2 separate regions of the Homo sapiens genome follow, and region 2 is linked to region 1. The links are chromatin loops, found by intact Hi-C in ENCODE. Cell type or tissue: GM12878. All regions are shown on one strand.

Evidence for each region. Hi-C counts contacts between places; a loop is a spot of excess contacts. Peaks named below come from ENCODE experiments on the same cell type or tissue, not always from the same donor. Only the 100,000 strongest peaks of a DNase experiment are listed, where the experiment ranks them.
Region 2: it touches region 1 in a loop (1.9-fold over the local background); 1 of 110 quality-filtered maps calls a loop at or near these places.

Annotation. Positions count from the first base shown.
Region 1 is chrX:121,303,911-121,311,910 of GRCh38, forward strand. No RefSeq gene overlaps it. Among named protein-coding and RNA genes, the nearest start is that of MIR3672, 63 kb to the right of the region's middle. In GM12878, a CTCF peak has its summit at 4,792 (motif pointing right); DNase peaks (open chromatin) are centred at 3,731 and 4,541; H3K27ac peaks cover 295 bases.
Region 2 is chrX:121,111,387-121,119,386 of GRCh38, forward strand. No RefSeq gene overlaps it. Among named protein-coding and RNA genes, the nearest start is that of GLUD2, 68 kb to the left of the region's middle. In GM12878, no CTCF peak of the experiment used is centred here; no DNase peak of the experiment used is centred here.

The sequences.
Region 1 (8,000 bases):
TTCTTTGTAGAACTCCAGTAGATGCTTTTTGAATAAATGTATGTTTATAATTACCTTTTAAATTATAAGTAATCTGTAAATTATTCCAGCAGATAACCATATCTTTTTAAAAGACCATTCCAACCTTAGCTTGGAAATTCCCTTTTGTGATTAATTTGAATCCTTTATAATGCACTCTAGTGTAACTATTCTTAAAGATAAGTACTGTTTATTTTCTCTCCCCACTTCTTAAAAACTTCTTACACTTTTCTTCTACCTTATTTCACAATTGTGGTTGTTCTTCAAGGCTCTGTTTTCCTTTCTCTGTGCTCCTCCTGGTAAATTTATTGTTTTGGCAAGTTTATCTACTCTCCATCTTCAACTCCTTGTAGTTGCTTCTCAAATCTACTTTTCCATTCCTGTCCTAAGGACCTTAATACACTATTTTCAAATATTGGTCAGAATATCATCACTTGAGTATATTTAAATCTCCTCAAACTCAATGTTTTACAAAAAATAATAATCTCTTATACCACCCAGACCACCCACTCTTTGCATTCTTTTCTTCATTTTTGCTGTTTGTGTGTACTGCTGTTATCCATGGCTCCTATGCCCTGGAATCTTCTTTCTGACTTCTTTCTTCTTTACCCTTCATGTTCTATCTGTCCCCAAATTGTGTTGAATCTTTCCTTTGAATATTTTTGAGAGTCAATTTCTCCTTTCTGTGACCTCGGCAAATGGGCTAGTCTAGGAGATTATCTAGGCCTAAATTGTATGTATGTATGTATGTATGTATGTATGTATGTATGTATGTATGTACGTATGTATGTACTGAGACAGAGTCTTGCTCTGTCGCCCAGGCTGGGGTGCAGTGGCACAATCTCGGCTCACTGCAACCTCTGCCTCCAGGTTCGAGAGATTCTCATGCCTCAGCCTACTGAGTAGCTGGAATTACAGGTGTGTGCCACCACACCTGGATAATTTTTGTATTTTTAGTAGAGACAGTGTTTTGCGGTATTGGCCAGGCTGGTCTCGAGTTTCTGACTTCAAGTAATCTGCTTACCTTGGCCTCCCAAAGTACTGGAATTACAGGCATGAGCCACCATGCTTGACCAAGGCCTAAATTTTAGATTACTATTACCATAGCTTTCTAATTGCTTCCCTTGATATTATTGTTGGTAATGATGATAATAATATGATTATTAGCATAAAAGCTGCTATTTATGAACTCTTGTGTGCTAGGCATTGTACTAATGTACTTTTTGAAGATTAGTTTGATTCTCATAATGACTCAGTGAGGTATATATTAATATTACCATTTTAGAGATTAAAAACCAGTAACATACAGAATATACATAACTTGTCCATGGCTTCATAGCTAATAAATGGAAAAAGCTGGGATTTTAACTTTGAAGCCCATGTGCAATAACAATACCCTGCATTTTCCTGTTAGACTAATGCATTCTTTTCATTGTGTCACTCACCTGTTCCAGAGCATGTGAAGACTCCCATTGCCTGCATCAAGGATGAATTCCTTCATCTGATACCAAGACCTGCCATGATATTGTGCCACCATCTCTCCCCAACCTTATTTCTCATGACTCTCAATACCTACTCATTGTTCCATTCAAGCTGACTTGATCATTGTTTCCCCCTCTATTCCCAATGTTTACTCCTGCTTAATGATTTTGTCTAAATCTGAGATACCTTTTCCTCACCTCTTCAAATTCTGCGTATACTTTAAGGTCCAGTTCAGATCCCACTTCTCCATGAAGTCTTCACAAAATAGTCCAAAATGCAATGAGCTCTTGTTTATTATCTTAACTTCTCTGCCACATTAGTTTGTGTACTATACCACTTACCACTCTATGATGTACTCTTGTAACACTCTCTAGTATGAGATGATCCAAGGAAACATTTTAATTTTAGTAAAAGTTACCTTTGATAATGTTTCTTTCATCTTGTCTCCTTACCGTAATTCTCCTGCCTCCTAGGCATCAAGTAAATCTTCATGCTGTCTCCAGATTGCTAAGCCCTCACCCCTACCCAACTGCTGGTATACCCTGCCCAGACTCTTCTCAGGTTTTTCCAAGTAGAAGTGAATTGTTATTCACCCACTTCGTAATGCCCTTTATCCAGACTCAGCTAGGGAACCTATGTAAAAGTATATGTGATTGCTTGTACACCTTTCTGAGAGGCTAGATTTGAGCAGCAATTGTTTGTAAAGCCATATGTGCTTTGGTCTTTGAAATTTCAGAAAGTTGAGAGTGTGGAGTATAGCAGAGGGAAGTAAAGGATATGAAAGAGTGGGAAGGAAAATATATTGGGGCAGGTAAACCTTCCTGGCATCCATTAAAACATATCATGTAAGTCAGTCACTTCCAGTTCTGCCAAAGTATGAAGTTGGATCTCGCTGTAGTGTTTTCAGTTTTTTTCTCTGTAGCAGCAGTTCCCTGCCTCTAACCTGCAGCTACAAAGTATTGCCCTTGGTGCTTTCTGAAAAAAAGAAAAACAAAGTTTGGAAACTAAATAATTTCTCAAAAAAAATATATATATACCATTTTCAGATTCAGGTGCAGGTTTTATTTAAATACAAATATATTTAAGAGCATGACTGAATTCATAGCAACTTTTGGTCGTTGCCAATTTTCATACTCAGTGAACACCACCAGTATAATGCTATCATGGGCAGATCCACAGAATGTTGTCCTTTAGAAAGGATCTACAGGCCGTGTGTGGTGGCTCACACCTGTAATCCCAGCACTTTGGGAGGCTGAGGCGGGTGGATCACATGAGGTCAGGAGTTTGAGACCAGCCTGGCCAACATGAGGAAACCCCATTTCTACTAAAAATACAAAAATTAGTTAGGCATGGTGGTGCACAACTATAATCCCAGCTACTTGGGAGGCTGAGACAGGACTGCTTGAACCTGGGAGGCAGAGGCTTCAATGAGCCGAGATCACACTACTGTGCTCCATCCTGGGTGACAGAGCAAGACTCTGTCTCAAAATAAAATAAAATAATAAAATAAAAAGGATCTACAGTTTGAACTGTATCAGAAAATCCTTGAGGGCAAAGATTATGTCTTTCACTTTGTTCACATTCCCCAGCACATTCAACAACAGTAGTTTGATGGGTCTTTGGAGCTCTTGAATGAATGATAGAAAGAAGAAGTTGGATAAGGATTTTTTTTTTCTGTTATCAGTCCTTTCATTTTTCAAATAAGAGGATCAGATTAGGTGGTGTCCAAGTTCCTTTGTAGCTCTGGCATCCTAGGTTGATATGTACTTGACTATAATTGCAATGCTTAACTGTTTACTTTGTACTAGGGAAAGTTTGGGAGAAGGTAGTTCTTAGTACAGTTCTTAGCATCCGTGTGAACTTGGTTTATCCATTCTCAAAAGTGCTATGAATCATAGAAAATTGCTGGAAGGTTTCAGACACTTTCTGAATTTTCACTATACAACATCATTGTTTGGAGTGACAAGTTTTGCCACCTCAACAATGTGGTAAGCCATGGATTCACTTGGCAATTAGTGAGTTTTTGATTATCCATCTCTGTGGAAAATGGCCCAAACCCCTCTCTTGAACACAGATTCTTAAGAGTTGGAGGTAATACTGTGTCTATGCTCATGGAAACCAGTTAGAGGAAGGGTAGACAAATATGACTTCTGACAAGTTTGGTTTGGTTTTGCCTAGCCACATTTACACCACTTACAAGCCTAGCAAAATTGATCAGGTTTCAAGTAAGCTACCGCTCTCTGCCTAATTTTGGTACAGAAAAAGAACAACTTGCTCATCTGACCACAGACAGCAGCTCTGGCCAAGTAGCTTCTTTCTTTCTCTCTCTCTCTCTTCTTTCATAATAACCAGTTACTTCCGGTTTACAATCCAGATTCTGTCTCTCATTATCGATATGATCTTGGGCAAGTGCTTTTACTGTTTTGAGCCTCAGTTTTCTCTTCTGTAAAACTAGTCATATTGTTTAGTGGTTTAGGAATAGTGGCATATTAAAATGCCTACAGAAGTATCAGGTTTATAACATGCATTTAGTAAATGGAGATGCCACTGTTATTCCCTCCTTTTTTTCTTTTCTCCTTTCCTTTTTTCTCTTCTTGTTCCCTGTCTCTGTCGTGAGAAGAGAAATTATCTTTACCAATTTTCATGGAAAAGACTTAAGTGGCTAATGGAAGTATCAGCCTCTCAGCCTGCAACTCTTTCCCCATGTAATTTGTGATTTCAGGTTTGAAACTAGGGCACTAATTGTGGGTGCTTGGTGGCAAGTAACAGTTGGGGAAGAAATTAGTACAATGCCCATTGCTGCTTTTCAGTTGTTTTAGTGCAGGGCATCTGAACTAAGAGTTGTGTCTCATGTAGGTTGTTCCTGCAAAGTTATCTCTGAATCTTCTAGATTTACAAATCATTTGGTACCCAGCTGTTATGCTGAGTGATTCATGGTTATGGGTGCCTTGTTTCAAATGCTTGTCAGCAGTTTCTTCCCTGTGGTTGCCTTGTGATTCAGTTGTTTTCAGTATGTGTGCATCTCTTCACATTCATTTGGACTCTGCCTCCCCCAACTTCTGTCATGGAACAAATGAGTCAGTGTCTAATCGTGCTGGCTTGCCATCCAGTTACTTCAAGTTTCCTATGGTAGGTGGGCACCAGAGAAGATGGTGCTGCTGGCTCACAGAGGGGGCTGACTGTCCTGCTGCCAAACTGCTCTGAGAAGGGGGAAAAGAATGGCCACATTTCTCAGAATGAATATCAGGAAGCATTCAGTATACAGGAGGCCAAGAGAATGCACATTCTTGTTCAGTAGGTGGCAGTGTGGTCTGGCTTGAAGCAGCACAGCACATTCAGGCGTGTATTTTGCAGTGCTTTATCCCGATGTCTTTGACAGCTCCAATTTGAGATTTTATTCTGAGTATTTTAGCACCTTTTGTCAAGTGCTCTTAAAAAAAAAAAACTTCATTTTGTTAGAAACTTCTCTCTTGGTAGTGGGCGGCATGTTTGTGGCAAGTACTGTGATTTGAAGCTTTTGGGAGCTAGGTGGCTAATTACTGTTAGTTGGACATCTTGCCAGGTAGGCTGTACTTCTGTTTCCTAGCTGTGGTAAGAGGAGTTCTTTTCTAATGAATATGGTGGTTATTTCACTGACTTTATCAGTGGGGAATACTTCTTCAGCCTGTAGATCTTAATAGTTTCTCTGCTGAGGAGGGAGGCTCCTGCGAACCAGTGTGTCAACTCTGTTGGAGTTCATTCAACCTTCAGGGAATAGTACATTTGATATGGCTGAGCTTGGACTATAATAGCGCAGTGTCCTCTGAAAAGCTGAATATAGGGCAAATCCCAAACTCTATCTCTGTACCTTGCCTCCCACTGCAAAGCCCTTTTCCAGAATGGCTTATTTCTCAACACATGTAGAAATCCTTGAAAAGCTTTGCATTTCAGTAAGAAGCCTACTCTCCAGCATGAGGCCTGGGCAGGAGGAAGAAATTATGCCTAACTAGGCCACAGGCAGTGTAATCCGTGAAGATTTGCTTCCAAGCAACTGACTAGGGCAAGCGGACTACCTTAAGCAGCATTGATCTATTGGTTTTTCAAATGTGTTAGTTAGCAACTTATTGGCCAGCAATTCTGAGGACTAATTAAGTAGGTTTCAATATAGAGTTGAATGTGATTACACATTGTATACCTGTGTCAAAATGTCTCATATACCTCATAAATATATACACACACTATATACCCATAAAAATTAAGAAGAAAAAGTATAGAGTTGGAGTAGAAAAATCAAATCCAAATCATGTTTATAAACTCAAGCAAACTACCACTTTATATACATGTGCCTGAGTTTAGATATTTATAATGAAATTTGTGGTTTAAACTCAAAAAGTAAGAATGGGCTGGGCACCGTGGCGCATGCCTGTAATCCCAACTATTGGGAAGGCTGAGGTGGGAGGATCACTTGAGGCCAAGAGCTTGAGATCAGCCTGGGCAAAATAGCAAGACCCCATCTCTAAAGAAAAAATAAAAAAGGTAAGGATGATGGCTTGAACCTAAAAAGTCAACTTGATAACCTTTAGTGAGTCAGCAAGTCTTTTTGTTCTGCTTTTTATCTGTACAAGGGTAACAAAAACACAAAATTGTCTTATCTGTTCATTGTCAATAAAAAAATTACTACTATAATCAAGAAGTTTACAATTTCTTGGGATAACCCCATTCTCCTGCTGGACCATAATAATTCTTAGTGTATCTTTCTTATTTTTAGTTAAGATTTGACACCTTATAACTTCTGCTCCTAGAATCACACAGAATATTAGAATAATATCTCTTCCACATGATTAGCATTTGTACATCTCAAGACAGCACTGAAGTAATGCATTCATCTTTTTTTTGCTATTAATTCATTCATCCAGTTATTCAACAAATATTTATTGAGAACCTACTATATGTTAGGCATTAGGGTAGAAATTAAGGGTATATGGGTGATTAAAAGACACATAATCCATGAGTTCATGGATCTTGTGTCTAACTGAGTCTTTTTTTTTTTTTTCCAGGCTAAATATCTCTAGTTTCTTGAACTTTTCCACACATTGCATGGTTTGGAGTCCCCTCACAGCCTTGGTCACCTTTTCTGGACATGTTATCAATTTCTCTCTAGGAGTGTGAGTCCCAAATCACCCAAAGGAGCGATCTAACAAATGGTTAAGAGCTTTCTGGGTTCAAATAGCAGCTCTGTCTTTTACTATGTTATATTGAGCAAGGTATTTAACTTTTTTGGGCCTCCATTTTCTCATTCTTAAAATGAAAATAATAATGATATTCTCTGGGCTGTTGTGAGGATTAAACAATATAATGCACATAAAAAGCACTTCATTCAGGACTTGGCACCTAATGCTTAAAAAGGAACAAGACATCATTTTATTCATATTTGCTAAACAGCTTAAGATGGCATTATCATTTTTGGCAAATACATTCTGCTGTTATTGCCTCCAGAGGTTGCAATCACTTTAAACCTCCAAGTCATTTTCTATCTTTCAGGGAAATTACTTCTATCTTCCAGAGCTGTGCTCAGATGTCAAGCCTCTATCAACCTCTTTAAGACACGTTTTGACCAACTCTGTCTGTTTGACTGGCTTGTGTGTCATCTTCCTGAGAGATGGATGTAATTTCAGTGCCAGGATTGATGTCCTTGACTTGACTTTTTTTTATCTCTGGGTTTGCTAAGAATATGGAAATGTGCTTGTGGCCTCCCTCAGCTTTAGGATCTTTTCTGTAGAAGTACGGATTATAAATATAACACCTCAAGCAATAGGGGGAAAATGTTGCCCATTCTCTTTGTGCCTTGTTTTATTTATATTTAGGAAGCTTTTGATTAATATGCCTTTACAAGATGATTGTTGAATAAAATTAATCCCATTTCATAATATGATCATTTAATGATGGCCTGGCTGTTTTTGCCTGCTCCATCATTTTGTTTTAGGACTTTGTCTGGATTTCTATTACTGATTTCATTTTTTGGATGTAAACACAAATACATATAATTTACCCCTTCCCTCACTGCTCTCCAGGGATCTTTGACAATAATTCAGAGGGTGGGGAATCATGAGTGGGAATGAGGGTAGGGAGAGTAGAGATCAGAGCTGTGACTTGTATGCATTATGGAGATTAATATAACCCTGAGGACAGGGCTTTTTGTCAGTGTTTCTGGGCCAGAGTTAAATCAGGAACATAGGAAAATAGACCCGAGGGTGTACTAAGGATCTGAATTCTTTTCTCTTCCATTCTACTTGGTCCCTGAGAAAATCCCCAGCTACCCATGTGGCTCATATGCCGTTTAGCTCACTTTGATGTCTAAAATCACCATCATTAGAGTCATTCTTCTCTGGATAACATATTATCGGTATCCATGATCACTTACTGATTACTGTTGTTCATCAGCAGAGTTGGGGTTTCTGGTGTTAGGAAGGTCAGGAAAGACGAAAAATGTCCATGCCAAGTGGAGAAATGAGAAAGCAGTC
Region 2 (8,000 bases), 190 kb before region 1:
TGGCACGATCTGAGCTCACTACAAATTCCGCTTCCCAGGTTCACATCATTCTCCTGCCTCAGCCTCCCTGAGTAGCTGGTACTACAGGCGCCTGCCACCACTCCCGGCTATTTTTTTTTTTTTGTACTTTTAGTAGAGACAGGGTTTCACTGTGTTAGCCATGATGGTCTCGATCTCCTGACCTTGTGATCCGCCTGCCTCGGCCTCCCAAAGTGCTGGAATTACAGGTGTGAGCCACCACGCCCAGCCGTGATTTGCACTTTTTATCTTAGTTTGTAGCTTATCTTTTTATTATCTTAATAGTGTGTTTTGCCAAAGACTCTTCTATCAACTTTAAATTCAATAAAGTAGACTTTCTTTTATAGATTATATTTTTGGTATCATATCTAAGAATAATTTATAATAACACAAAACAGATATAAAATTACTTAGGAATAGTGTCCCTTGAATAATTTTAATAACTTTATTGAGGCATATTTTGCATATCATGTAATTTGCTCTTTTAAAGCATACAATTCAATGATATTTTAGAACCAAATTTACCAAGTTCTGCAACCATCATCATGAATCAGTTTTAGAACCTTTTTTATCACCCCAATATGATCACGTCTATATATATTTACTGTTATCTCCATTGACCCCTAAACCTGCTCTAGGAAACCACTAATCTACTTTCTCTGTAGTTTTTCTGGCACCATTTACCTTTATTAAAAAATCTTACATTGTGGGAAAAACATATAACATAAAATTTACTGTTTTAACCATTTCTAAGTATACAGTCCAGTAGTATTAATTATATTCACATTATTGTGTGACCAATTTCTAGAACTTTTTCATCTTGCAAAACTGAAACTCTATACCCTTTAAACAACAACTCCCCATTTCACCTTGTCTACCAGCTCTTGGCAACCAGCATTCTGCTTTCTGTTTCTATGAATTTGGCTTCTTTAGATACCTCTTATAAGTGGAATTATACAATATTTGTCTTTTTCTGACTGGTTTATTTTACTTAATGTAATGTTCTCAAGGTTCATCCATATTGCAGCATGTGTCAGAATTTCCTTCCTTTTTGAGGCTGAATAATATTCACCCTTAAAATAATATTGTATGAATATATCACATTTTGTTTATCCATTCATCTATCAATAGACACGTGGGTTGCTTCTACCTTTTAGCTATTGCAAATGATTCTGCTATGAACATAGGAGTACAAATATCTCTTTGAGACTCTGTCAGCATCATTATTTTGAAAAGACAATATTGTCCCCATTAAATGGAATCTTCACCTTTGTTAAAATCAATTTACCATATGCACATGAATCTAATTCTGGATTATCTGTTGTCTTTCATTGAGCTATATATTTATCTTTTTGCCAATACCAGTCAATCTTAATATTTTAGTGTTTTTTTCTTTTTTCTTTTTTCTTTTTTTTTGGAGAGAGTCTTGCTCTGTCCCCAGGCTGGAGTGCAGTGGTGCGATCTCGGCTCACTTCAAACTCTGCCTCCTGGGTTCATGCCGTTCTCCTGCCTCAGCCTCCTGAATAGCTGGGACTACAGGTGCCCACCACCAGGCCTGGCTAATTTTTTGTATTTTTAGTAGACACGGGGTTTCACTATGTTAACTAGGATGGTCTTGATCTCCTGACCTCGTGATCTTCCTGCCTCGGCCTCCAAGTGCTGGGATAACAGGCATGAGCCACTGCGCCCGGCTAATATTTTAGTTTTATAGCGTGTCTTAAATTTGGGTTCTATGAGTCTTCTAAATGTGTTTTTTCTCCAAAATATCTTTGGCTATTTTAGTCCTTTGCCTTTTCACATAATTTTAGAATCAGCTTGTCTATATTTACAAAAGACCTAGTGGGATTTCATTAAATTTATTTCTTAGGAGACATCTAAACACTCTTTCACCTAAAGACCTTTTGTGGAGTCTTTAAATCCAAGAAAATTTTATGTCTCTCCATTTATTTAGGTCTTCTTTGATTTGTTTTATCAAAATTTTGTGTTTCCAAGGCCTCATTGCACAGCAAAATTATCTGAAGTGTTTGTAAACTACAGATCTGAGGTATTACCTGGGAATATGTATTGTTAACAAACACTCCTGGTAATTCTGATGAAACAGATCCACAGAATGGTAGGCTGAGAGGAGTTTTACTTCTCTAGTTAGTGTCTCTGTATTAAAATCTACAGAGAATAGTTTTCTTTCAGCCTTAGCACCAGGAAAGGTTTATTTCTTCTGAATATCTAATATGCAGTTATAATATGGATAGTACAAGTATGTAAACTTGGCATGTTGACTTCTATTTTCTTTGTTGGCTTCTAGTTTTTATCTTTATATCGGAAGGGTAAGTATTTTTTGCCATACAAGATTATTATGGGACTCATATGATAAATATTGACTGAGCACTTACTGTGTGCCAGACACTTTTTATAGACATATAGGCATACCTCAGAGATGTTGAGGGTTAAGTTCCAGATCACCTTAATAAAGTGAATGTCACAATAAAGCAAGTCACACAAAGTTTTTGGTTTTCCGGTGCATATAAAAGTTATGTTTACACTGTACTGTAGTCCATTAAGTGTGTAATATCATTATATCTAAAAATGTGCATGTCTTAAAAACACTTTATTGCTAAAAATGCTAATGATTATCTGAGCCTTCAGCAAGTTGTAATCATTTTGCTGGCAGAGGGCCTTGCCTCATTGTTGACAGCTGCTGACTGATCAGTGTGGTGGTCGCTGAAGGTTGGGGTGGCTATGGTAATTTATTAAAATAAAACAAGAATGAAGTTTGCCACATTGACTCTTCAAAAAGTTTTCTCTGTAGATGCTGATTGATAACATTTTACTCATAGTAGAACTTTTCTTCAAAATTGAAGTCGGTCCTCTCAAACCTTGCTGCTGCTTTATCAATTAAATGTATGTAATATTCTAAATGTTTTGTTATTTCAGCAATGTTCACAACATCTTCATCAGGAGTACATTTCATCTCAAGAGACCATTTCTTTACTCATCCACAAAAAGCAACTTCTTATTCATTCAAGTTTTATCATGTGATTGCAGAAGTTCAGTCACATCTTCAGGCTTCACTTCTAATTCTGTTTCCCTTGCCATTTCCACCACATCTGTGGTTATTTTCCCCCATGAAATCTTGAACCCCTCAAAGTCATCCGTGGGGTGTTGGAATCAATTTCTTCCAGACTGTTAATCTTGGTATTTTGACCTCCTTCCATGAATCACAAATGTTCTTAATGGCATCTAGAGTGGTGAATCCTTCCCAGAAAGTTTTCAATTGACTTTGCCAAAATCCATCAGAGGAATCACTATCTATGGTAGCTACAGCCTAATGAAATGCGTTTCTTAAATAATAAGACTTGAAAATTGAAATTACTCCTTGGTCCATGGGCTGCAGAATAGCTATTGTGTTACCAGATGTGAAAACAACAATAATCTCCTTGTACATCTCCATCAGAGCTCTTGGGTGACTAAGTGCATGTCTCAATAAACAGTAATATTTTCAAAGGAATCTTTTTTCTTGAGCAGTAGGCATCAACAGTGGGCTTAACACATTCAGAAAACCATGCTGTAAACAGATGTACTGTCATCCCAGCTTTGTTGTTTCATTTACAGAGCACAGGCAGATTTAGTATAATTCTTAAGGGCCCTAGGATTTTCAGAATGGTAAATGAACTTTGGCATCAGCTTAAAGTCACCAGCTGCACTAGCCCGTAACAAGAGAGTCAGCCTGTCCTTTGAAGCTTTGAAGCCAGGCATTGACTTTTCCTTTTTAGCTATAAAAGTCCTAGATGGCATGTTCTTCCGATGAAAGGCTGTTTTGTCTATATTTAAAGTCTTCTGTTTAGTGTAGCCAATTTCAGCATTTACTTTAGCTAGATTTTCTGAATTACTTGCTGCACTTTTTATATCAGCACTTGCGGCTTCACCTTGCACTTTTGTATCACGAAGATGGCTTCTTTCCCAATCATCATGAAGCAACCTCTGCTAGCTTCCAACATTTCTTCTGCAGCTTCCTCACCTTTCTCAGCCTTCATAGAACTGAAGAGAGTTTGGGCCTTTCTCTAGATTTGGCTTTGGCTGAAGGGAATGTTGTGGCTGGTTAGTTTGTATCCAGACCACGCATACTTTCTCCATATGAACAATGAGGCTGTTTTGTGTTCCTATCATTTGTGTGTTCACTGGAGTAGCACTTTTAATTTTCTTCAAGAACCTTTCCTTTGCATTCACAACTTGACCAACTTTGGTACAAGAGGCCTAGCATTTGGCCTATGTCAGCTTTCCATTGATTTAAGTAAGAGATGTGCAGCCCTTTCACTTGAACACTTAGAGGCCATTGTAGACTTATTAATTGGCTTAATTTCAATATTGTTATGTCTCAGGGAACAGGGAGGGCCAAGGAAAGGGAGAGAAATGAGGGAATGGCCAGTTGGTGGAGCAGTCAAAATACACACGACATTTATCAATTAAGTTCACCATCTTATATAGACTTGATTCATTGCACCCCAAAACAATTACAACAGTAACAACAAAGATCATTGATCACAGCTCACCATAAAAGATATGAAAAGTTTGAAATATTGCGAGAATTACCAAAATATGACACAGAGATACCAAGTGAGCACACACTGTTGGAAAAATGGTGCCGATAGACTTGTTCTATGTGAGGTTGCCACAAACTTTCAATTTATTTTAAAAAACCCAACACAGTATTTGTGAAGCACAAAAAAATGAGGTATGCCTGTACATACCTCAAAATAACCCTGTGTAGTAGGTACTGTTTTTTGCCCACTTTATAAATGAGGAAACTAAGGCTCAGTGAGATTCTATAACTTATTTAAGATTGTACATTTAAGGCCGGGTGCGGTGGCTCAAGCCTGTAATTCCAGCACTTTGGGAGGCCAAGGCAGGCAGATTACAAGGTCAGGAGATCGAGACCATCCTGGCTCACACGGTGAAACCCTGTCTCTACTAAAAATACAAAAAATTAGCCAGGCGTGGTGGCCAGGCGCCTGTAGTCCCAGCTACTCGGGAGGCTGAGGCAGGAGAATGGCGTGAACCTGGGAGGTGGAGCTTGCAGTGAGCCGAGATCGAGCCACTGCACTCCAGCCTGGGCGACAGTGAGAGACTCAGTCTCAAAAAAAAAAAAAAAAAAAAAAAGATTGTACATCTAAACTGGGACGTAAATTTGATTTTTTGACTTTAGAGCCCAGGATTGTAACCATTATGTTATTCAGGACGGGCCATTATGTTGCAGGAACAAACAACTTTGAAACTTATTGCTTAAAATAACAAAGGTTTATTTCTTGTTCTTGCTACATATTTTTGGTTGCCTCAAGGTCTGATTCGTGTCATCATCACTCCAGGATCCAGGCTGACAGAGCAAATGCTATTACTAGCATTGCTGGTCACCTTGACCGAGGGGAAGAAGAGAGTTTGTGATATATTGCTCATTGGCTCTTAAAGCTTCCACCCATAAGTGACATATGTCATTTCCACTGAGGCATTGTAGGCCAAAGCCAGTCACATGGAGATACCTAACAAGTGTGTGTTGAGGGGTGGGACTCGGGGTCAGGCCTGGAATGCAATCTCACTATAATGCTGGGAGGGAGGAGAAATGTAGGTATTTGTGGAGCAGCACTAATGACTACCACAGCAGTTTTCAAATGTGCTTATTGACATAAAACTATTACCATGATTATTAATGTTATTCTTACATAAGAAGCAATGAGGTGGGTTTACATTTTTTGGCACGGTCTTTTTTATAAATCATATCATCAAGCCTACTTATGTGCTACAATTAAACAAAACAATAAATATATAAAACAAAGCAAATAAATGAGCAAGTTAGAATCTGAGCTGTTTTAATGGACAGATTTGAATGTGGCTTTCTTCTTATAGAAGGGTATGGTTTTTACCTTCTAGAAATATATTAAAAGAAAAAATGACACTAGAAGGAATTAAAGTTTAATAAATGGGGTTATATATACAAATTGGAAGAAATGCTGTAAACAGTTAAAGAGGTTTACTCTGATTTTGGGCCTGGCTGATTTGAGAGAAATTTCATGCATGTAATTGTCACAATGCCTAACATAGCCCTTTATAATTTTTAAACTGCTCCTACAGAATTACATGAACTAATAAATGTGAAAGAGCTTTCTGTAAACTGTAAATTCTTTGCAAATGTAATCATTATTATTGCATAATCTTATTTGGTCCTTACAATTAGCCTGTGAAGTAGATATAATGGTGTTGGTTGTTGTTGTTTTAATTGTTCCCATTTTATAGTTGAGGGAACTCAGGTGTATTAAACTACTCTCCATGGTCGTGTGGTTGGTAAATAGAAAACTCAGAGTAGAACTCCATCTTGTGACTCCTAGGTCAGCCCTTTATCCACTGCACAGTGCTGCCTCTCCAGCCAAATTTTTGGGTGTAACTTAAATACATAAGAGAAATTTAAAATGACCCAGTTGAAAGACTAAAGAGTGGCCGATCACGGTGGCTCATCCCTGTAATCCCAGGACTTAGGGAGGCCAAGGTGGGTGGATCACAAGGTCAGGAGTTCGAGACCAGCCTGGCCAATGTGGTGAAACTCTGTCTCTACTAAAAATACAAAAATTAGCTGGGTGTAGTGGCAGGTGCCTGTAATCTCAGCTACTCAGGAGGCTGAGGCAATAGAATTGCTTGAACCTGGGAGGCGGAGGTTGCAGTGAGCTGAGATCACCCCATTGCACTCTAGCCTGGGCGACAAGAGCAAAACTCCGTCTCAAAAAAAAAAAAAAAAGAAAAGAAAGAGTAAAGAATTCTCAGTTTTCCAAAACACAGCGGGCATTGTGCAGGCAAACAAGTCAAGCAGAACCTATTGCCTTCTGATAAGGAACTCCTGAAAGGACTGAATGTTCTAAAGCTTAACATTAATAGTAAGAAAATGATCTTTCCAAGGGGCCAATTAGAGGCTTGATAACCTGATATATTTTACAGAATGTCACAGCTCAAGGAGGCTGAAGAAAAGTAGTTATGCTGGCCTTGAGGAATTGCTCAAACTGAGTTAGTAGCATTGCTTCCGTTTTTATGAAAGAGAATGCCTTTCTAATTTTAGAGTTCTTCAAGAGGTGGCTGGGTTTTTGTGCCGAGGGAAACTTTTCTCAGTGCTCATCTCAAGAGATGCCTGTGAAATCATTTTATATCCTGTTTGGAAAAGGAAGACAATGTGGTAGAATTAAAAAAATGAGTTTGCATAGAAAGTTATCTTCCCCAGAAGAGATGGTAGAAATAGGGCTCTACAGCCATACTTATTACTTTTTTCCTGTTATAGAGCTATGTGTTATCAGTTCAATGCAGTTATTTGGATCCTTTAACTGTAATGTGTCTCCTGATGTTATGCAGTAAGAACTGTTTATTTAGCAGATCATTCAAGAAGGGACAGAGACTTTTTAACTCCTGGAGGGTGTTGGGTTTTTCCCAGCTTCTCAATAGCGCCACTGTAATTTATTTTGCAAATTCCAATTCTTAAAGCATTAAAAAGTAGCTCATAAGACAACCTTTTTATTTTCGAATCCATTGTTTCCTCTGGTAAAACAGTAAATATTCCAAATACAAAGACCCAGGGAAAAGAAGAGAGTTCCCATTAAGGACCTGAGGTCTCTTTACAGGCTGGCAATTACTGTGTGTAGCTTTGTTTAAGTAACTGAGGTTGGATTATGTCCTGAGAAGCCATTTTTCAAATTTCATTTTAACCAAAATTTTACATGTACTTTAAAAGTAGGAATTCCATCTAGAAAGAGAAAAACTTAGAGAAACCTAGGACACAAATCTGTAAAATTATCAAGTGGTCTGGTGGTTGCTAAGTCCTGGAAAACTAGGGGAAGATTAGACTAGAATTGAAGGTATTCTTTTCAGAACCAAATGCAGTGAGATTACTCTGAATGGAGAGTATATTTTTAAGACGTCCATTATCTACAGAGAGTGTGTAAATGTAAGGATAAAAA